2 separate regions of the Homo sapiens genome follow, and region 2 is linked to region 1. The links are chromatin loops, found by intact Hi-C in ENCODE. Cell type or tissue: chondrocyte. All regions are shown on one strand. Links, peaks and the distances in the headings refer to the core of each region. The heading gives the core; the rest is flanking DNA.

What was found. Peaks named below come from ENCODE experiments on the same cell type or tissue, not always from the same donor. Only the 100,000 strongest peaks of a DNase experiment are listed, where the experiment ranks them.
Region 2: it touches region 1 in a loop (8-fold over the local background); 8 of 110 quality-filtered maps call a loop at or near these places.

The regions. Positions count from the first base shown.
Region 1 is chr21:42,817,031-42,819,945 of GRCh38, reverse strand. No RefSeq gene overlaps it. Among named protein-coding and RNA genes, the nearest start is that of LINC01668, 38 kb to the right of the region's middle. In chondrocyte, for the core only: CTCF peaks have their summits at 1,315 and 1,517 (motif pointing right); a DNase peak (open chromatin) is centred at 1,470.
Region 2 is chr21:42,144,027-42,146,941 of GRCh38, reverse strand. No RefSeq gene overlaps it. Among named protein-coding and RNA genes, the nearest start is that of UMODL1-AS1, 37 kb to the right of the region's middle. In chondrocyte, for the core only: a CTCF peak has its summit at 1,259 (motif pointing left); no DNase peak of the experiment used is centred there.

The DNA of each region.
Region 1 (2,915 bases), core at 285-2,784:
CCTACCCTCTGTGGTGCCTCTTTCAGTAATACGAAGTTAAAACTGTGATTGCTCACCTCATTTTTTTATTATTATTATTATTATTTTTTTTTCTTGAGATGGAGTCCCACACTATCACCCAGGCCAGAGTGCTGTGGCTTGATCTTGGCTCTCTGTAACCTCTACTTTCTGGGTTCAAATGATTCTCCTGCCTCAGCCTCCCAAATAGCTGGGATTACAGGCGCCTGCCACCACGTCCGGCTAGTTTTTGTATTTTTAGTAGAGATGGGGTTTTGCCATGTTGGCCAGGTTGGTGTTGAATTCCTGATGTCAGGTGATCCACCCACCTCAGCTTCCCAAAGTGCTGGGATTATAGGCATGAGCCACCGTGCCCAGCCTGATTTTTAGTTCTTATGCAGGTGCTTTTTTGTGTAGATCATTGTTAAATTTGGGAGGACAATTGGTGGAGGATTCCATTTGGCCATCTTGCTCCACCTCTTTTCCCCTGTGTTGTTTTTTGACATGTCCCATCATTCTTTGAGCACTGCCTTGTTTCTATAAAAAAAGATTTCAGGCTTATTTTGTACCTTTCCTGCCCAAGCTCTACAATCAGCCATTTCTCCAGGGAGCCCTGATTTTATATATTGGAGAATGGTATTTAGAAACCAAGATCTGAGCTCTAGGTGTATTCATTACTGTTGAGGTCTAAGGCCTTCTCAGTGGACAGAGCAAGGAAACAAGCATATTAATACACACATTTCTATGCGGATCTATTTCTGTACTTATATTGAAGACCATGAGTGCACACCAGTTCCTCCGACCCAACCCCATGGAGCGCATTCTCATTTTCTCCCTTTCCAGATTTGTGACTCCCTTTTCCAACAGTGAGAAACCTGGTTCCCATTATCATCAGTGTATTTACTATTGTATCAATCCCCAGTGTCTGACCAATTTCCAGTGGATGACCCACCTCCTAACATGGATGTCCTGACCACTCTTCTCGGGTCCTGGCACTCTGTGGGCCACTGCTGTCCCCATAAGTAAACTCTCCTCATCCCTTTTGGGATCTGGAACTCTGCACCAGGACAATTCTGGGGCCAGGTCCCGTGGATACCTCCTCATTGCATTGGGGCTTCTGGAGGCAAGAAGTCTGAGATCAAGGTGCTGGCCTGGTCGGGTTCCCAGTAAGGGCTCCTTTCCTGGCTTGTGGACAGCTACCTTCATGCTGTGTTCTCACATAGACTTTCTTCTTCTCTCCTAGAGGGGTACCAGTCCTATCAGATGAGGGTCCCACCCTTATGACCTCATGGAACCTTCCTTATTTACCTCCTAAAAGCCCCATCTCCAAATGTAGTCACATAGGGATTCAATATTTGAATGTTGAGGGATACAACTTGGTCCATAGTGCCCAGCTGGGCCCTGCCACCCTACCATCCTACGCTGGTCTGCCATCCTGGCCCCTCCACCACCTGGACTCTGACACCTACTCCAGGCCTGTGATGCTGCCCCTCCTCCTGCTGCTGCGCTTCATGCCACCAGGGGGCCCACCATCACCTTGCTCAGTCTAATAGATTTTAAACTAAATTATTAAGGAAGGGAGAGAAGGAGAGAGTGAGGAAGGAGAAGGAAGAGGAATGGAAGAAGTTGAAAATATATTAACTTTTTGAATTTAGGTTTTACATATTTGAAAACATTTACTTGGTGGCTCATAGGTTCAAAGTTTGCCTTTCCTCAAAAATTCTTCCTTTTACTACTAAGCCAGGACCCTCTTTATCCCTAATAAAGCTATTTGTCTCAAAGTCACTTTTGTGTGATATCAAAATTGTGACAACAGCTTTCTTTTGATTTCGTATTTTCTTGGTATATTTTCCCCAACTCTTTTCTTAGTCCTCCTTTTTTCATTATATTTTAGGTATGTCTCTTGTAAACAGCAGATGGCTGGATTTTTTTCTTTTACTTTAAGAAGTCTGTCTTTTAACTGACTACATTATTTATATGAAATAGAATTCTAGTATATTTTGACTCAGTTTTCCCAACTTATTTCGTATTTTCTTTTTACTGCATCCACTTTTTAACTGGCATCAACCCCCTTCTTTTGGGTTGGTTGTGTTTTACGCACCTCCTCCTCTTTTCCTCACTCCACTGGTTTGCAAGTTATACATTTGATTTCTTTTCTTTCAGTGCCATGCTCTGATAAAATAAAGGACATTTATTACAGAAAAAAACCCCGTAGTGCAACAACTGCCTCTTCCTGGGGATGAGTAAGCACTCAGTGACATGGAGCCCGGATTTGCTCTTAGATAAGGAGGGATAGAGACCCTCTGGAAGGGCTGTGGGGATGCAGCAGTGGGGTGGCTAGGCTCAGCATTGAGGAGCCCCCATAACTCATGCTCATTCCCTGCACACAATGAGGACTGTGGAAGCGTTTCTTCTGCTTCTCTTAAAGCCCTGGAAACTGAGCTGTGGCTTGATGGATTGGCCTGTTGGGGGTATCCAGGGAGTGCGCGGGAGATGTGGACCAACAGACTTGATGATTGTTTCTCAAGCACAATCTTCCTGGGGAAAAGAGAATAAAGAGCTCAGACAGTGAGATCCCAATAAAATGAAGATGGGAATTTATTGTTGAGGAAAAGAACCTGCTATGTTTGAATGCTTGTCCTTTCCCAAACCCATTTAGAAATTGATCCCCAATGTAGAGATTAAGTTTAAGAAGTGATTGGGGCCAGGGGCAGTGTCTCACACCTGCAATCCCAGCACTTTTGGAGGCCAAGGCCAGTGGATCACCTGAGGTCAGGAGTTTGAGACCAGCCTGGCCAATGTGGTGAAACCCCATCTCTACTAAAAATACAAAAATTAGCTGGGCGTGGTGGCAGGTGCCTGTAATCCCAGCTACTCAGGAGGCTGAGGCAGGAGAATTGCTTGAACCCAGGAGGAGG
Region 2 (2,915 bases), core at 270-2,769, 670 kb after region 1:
GGCAACACTGATCCTTACAAGAGCCTGCAACACGGCCCCATTCCACAGATCGCAGAGCCTCAGCACAGGTGAGCAGAGAACTGGGAGGAGCCTGCATCTTGGGACTCCCACTGCACCCCTCCTCCCCAGGAGGGACAGAGACGGGATGCGGGGATTGACTCCCACTGCACCCCTCCTCCCCAGGAGGGACAGAGACAGGGTGCGGGGGGTGACTCCCACCACAGCCCTCCTCCCCAGGAGGGACAGAGACGGGGTGCGGGGATTGACTCCCACTGCAGCCCTCCTCCCCAGGAGGGACAGACACAGGGTGCAGGGGGTGACTCCAACCTCAGCCCTCCTCCCCAGGAGGGACAGAGACACAGTGCGGGGGGTGACTCCCACCACAGCCCTCCTCCCCAAGAGGGACAGAGATGGGATGCGAGGGTTGACTCCCACCACAGCCCTCCTCCCCAAGAGGGACAGAGATGGGATGCGAGGGTTGACTCCCACCACAGCCTTCCTCCCCAGGAGGGACAGAGATGGGGCGTGGGGGGTGAACAGCGGACATTTAATACTCCCTCTCTGGGACAAAGCAGGTGCTCAAACTAAAGAGGGTTGCTAGCCACCTGGTCACAGCTGAGGACAGGCTTGGGGAGCCCCTGTCCAGCCCCTCTTATCTGATGACTTATGGCATGCAAGGCCGTTTTAGATACTCACTTCTGGTTTAGGTGCTTATGTGGCTACCTCAGCAGACTCCGTCACCCTCCACAATAGAGAGAGGTGTCACTGGGCATTGCGGGCGTCCCTTCCACATGCAGAGGTCCTCTTCTGAGCCACAGGGATCTCACCTGGGCCTCCCCAGCACCAGCTCCTAGGGCTGCTGGCTCCCTGCCACCTGTCTTACTCGCCTGTCCATCTGCCCCTGTCCTCCCAGAAACGGGAAGGGAGGGAAAAGATGTCTCCCATTCTTGGGAAATCCAGATGGGAGGGTGGACATCCGTGCTGTGGCCCCCACATAGACTCATTTGTCCTGCACTTCGCAATCACTCAGTCTCTGAAGAAGACCAGCCTCACTTTCTGAGCTATTTACAGGGCCTCCAGGGCACCACCTTTGCACACATGTGCCCCGGAGCCTGCAGGTCTGCAGAACAATTTCAGACACGCAAGAGGCTCAAATCCAGTGAAAGAGAACAAACAAGAGAACCCAGGGATGTGGTTGCTGCGGAAACTCAGGGGACATTCGGTTTCCAGCGTGGACTCCAGCTAATGTCGCCATCTAGTGGCCAGCATGGAGAGATGCAACCTGGGCCAGAGGGCCCATGGAAAGCCCCAGTAATTCTCCAGTTCCATCAGACCCTCCCCCGCCATCAGACCCTCCTCCATCAGAGCCTTCACCTCCATCAGACCCTCCTCCATCAGATTCTCTTCCATCAGACCCTCCACCTCCATCAGATCTTCCACTTTCCAGTGATTCACAGCTTGGGATCCTGGGCCAGGAAGATTGAGATCCCAATAGTGTCTGAACATGAGAACCTCCAGGGACCCAGAACCCCAGGAGCCCAAGGCCCACTGGCCTTGGGGAACCCCTAAGCCCTCTTCCCACATCTCAGAGGTACTCTGAGTTCTAAAGCCTGCAAAGACCCTCCTTCCCATCCCCCACAGAAAGCAGAGGGTGGCATGAACTTTACACCCAATGAGCTTGGTTTGAATTGCAGTTCCTTCACTGGCCAGCTGTTTGGCTTCAGAAAAGTTGCTGTCTCCATTTCCTCAACTGCGCAGTGAGAACAATCATTTGTGGAGGGCTTATAATGAGGCTTGTATAGAATATGTCTATGTCAGTTTCCCCGCTTCCACAGACAGGAGGATTTGAGTTGCCCACTCAGTCTGTTAAGAGATCTTCTGGGAAGTCTCCAAGGCCCTGAAGTCTGGCCTTACAGGTTGTGCACTGCACAACCCTGGGGTGACATCTGCACTGGAGAGCAGTGAACAACTTCTACAGACATCCAAGGGTCACCCAGGGGCCCTCCCTTCCTCCTTCTGTTTCCATACACTTTGGATTTAATCCCTTAAGCCATGCCAGTGGAAACAGTCTAGGATCGGAGGGTTTAAGCTGCAAGCAATATGCATGCTGATAATATTCTTAAACAGCAGTCATGACACAGCAGCATCCCAAAGCCCTTCCAATGAAGTAATGGGAACAGGTGCACAAGTCCATATGCATAGACGTGCATTTTTCTGTTTCTCTCTCTTCCTTCCACCAGAGGCCTCCCTGTATTTACTGCACGTATTATAGTATCCACAGGGGTTTTTCTTCAGATGGATTGTGAATACTTGAGGGCAAAAACTCTGCCTCATTTTTCTTGTCTTCCTCATGTCAGTATATAAACTGGGACTCAATACACATTCCTTGGTTGGATGGATGGATGGATGGATGGATGGGTGGATGGATGGGTGGGTGGATGGATGGATGGATGGATGGATGGTTGAGTGGATGGTCAGTCAGATGGTTGGGTGGATGGGTGGATGGAGGTGGATGGATGGATGGAGGGGTGGATGAGTGGGTGAATGCATGGGTGAGTGGTTGGATGAATGGATCGATAAATGGTTGAGTGGATGAATGGATGGATGGTTGAATAGATGAATGGATGGTTGGATGGATGAACAGACAGATGGATGGGTGAATGGGTGGATGGGTGGGTGGGTGGATGGATGGACAGACGAGCGGATGTGTGAACAGGTGGACAAATGGGTGGTTGGGTCGGTGGGTGAATGGATGGGTAGATGGTTAGATGGTTAGATGGGTGGATGAAGGGACCAGGTCAGGGGCATCTCACAGCACACATGCAATCATCACTCTCAGTACTTACCATGGCTGTCATCATCTGACTTCAGCGTCTCCCTCCCCCACAAGACCGTGTGCTCTGTGAGGGCAGGGC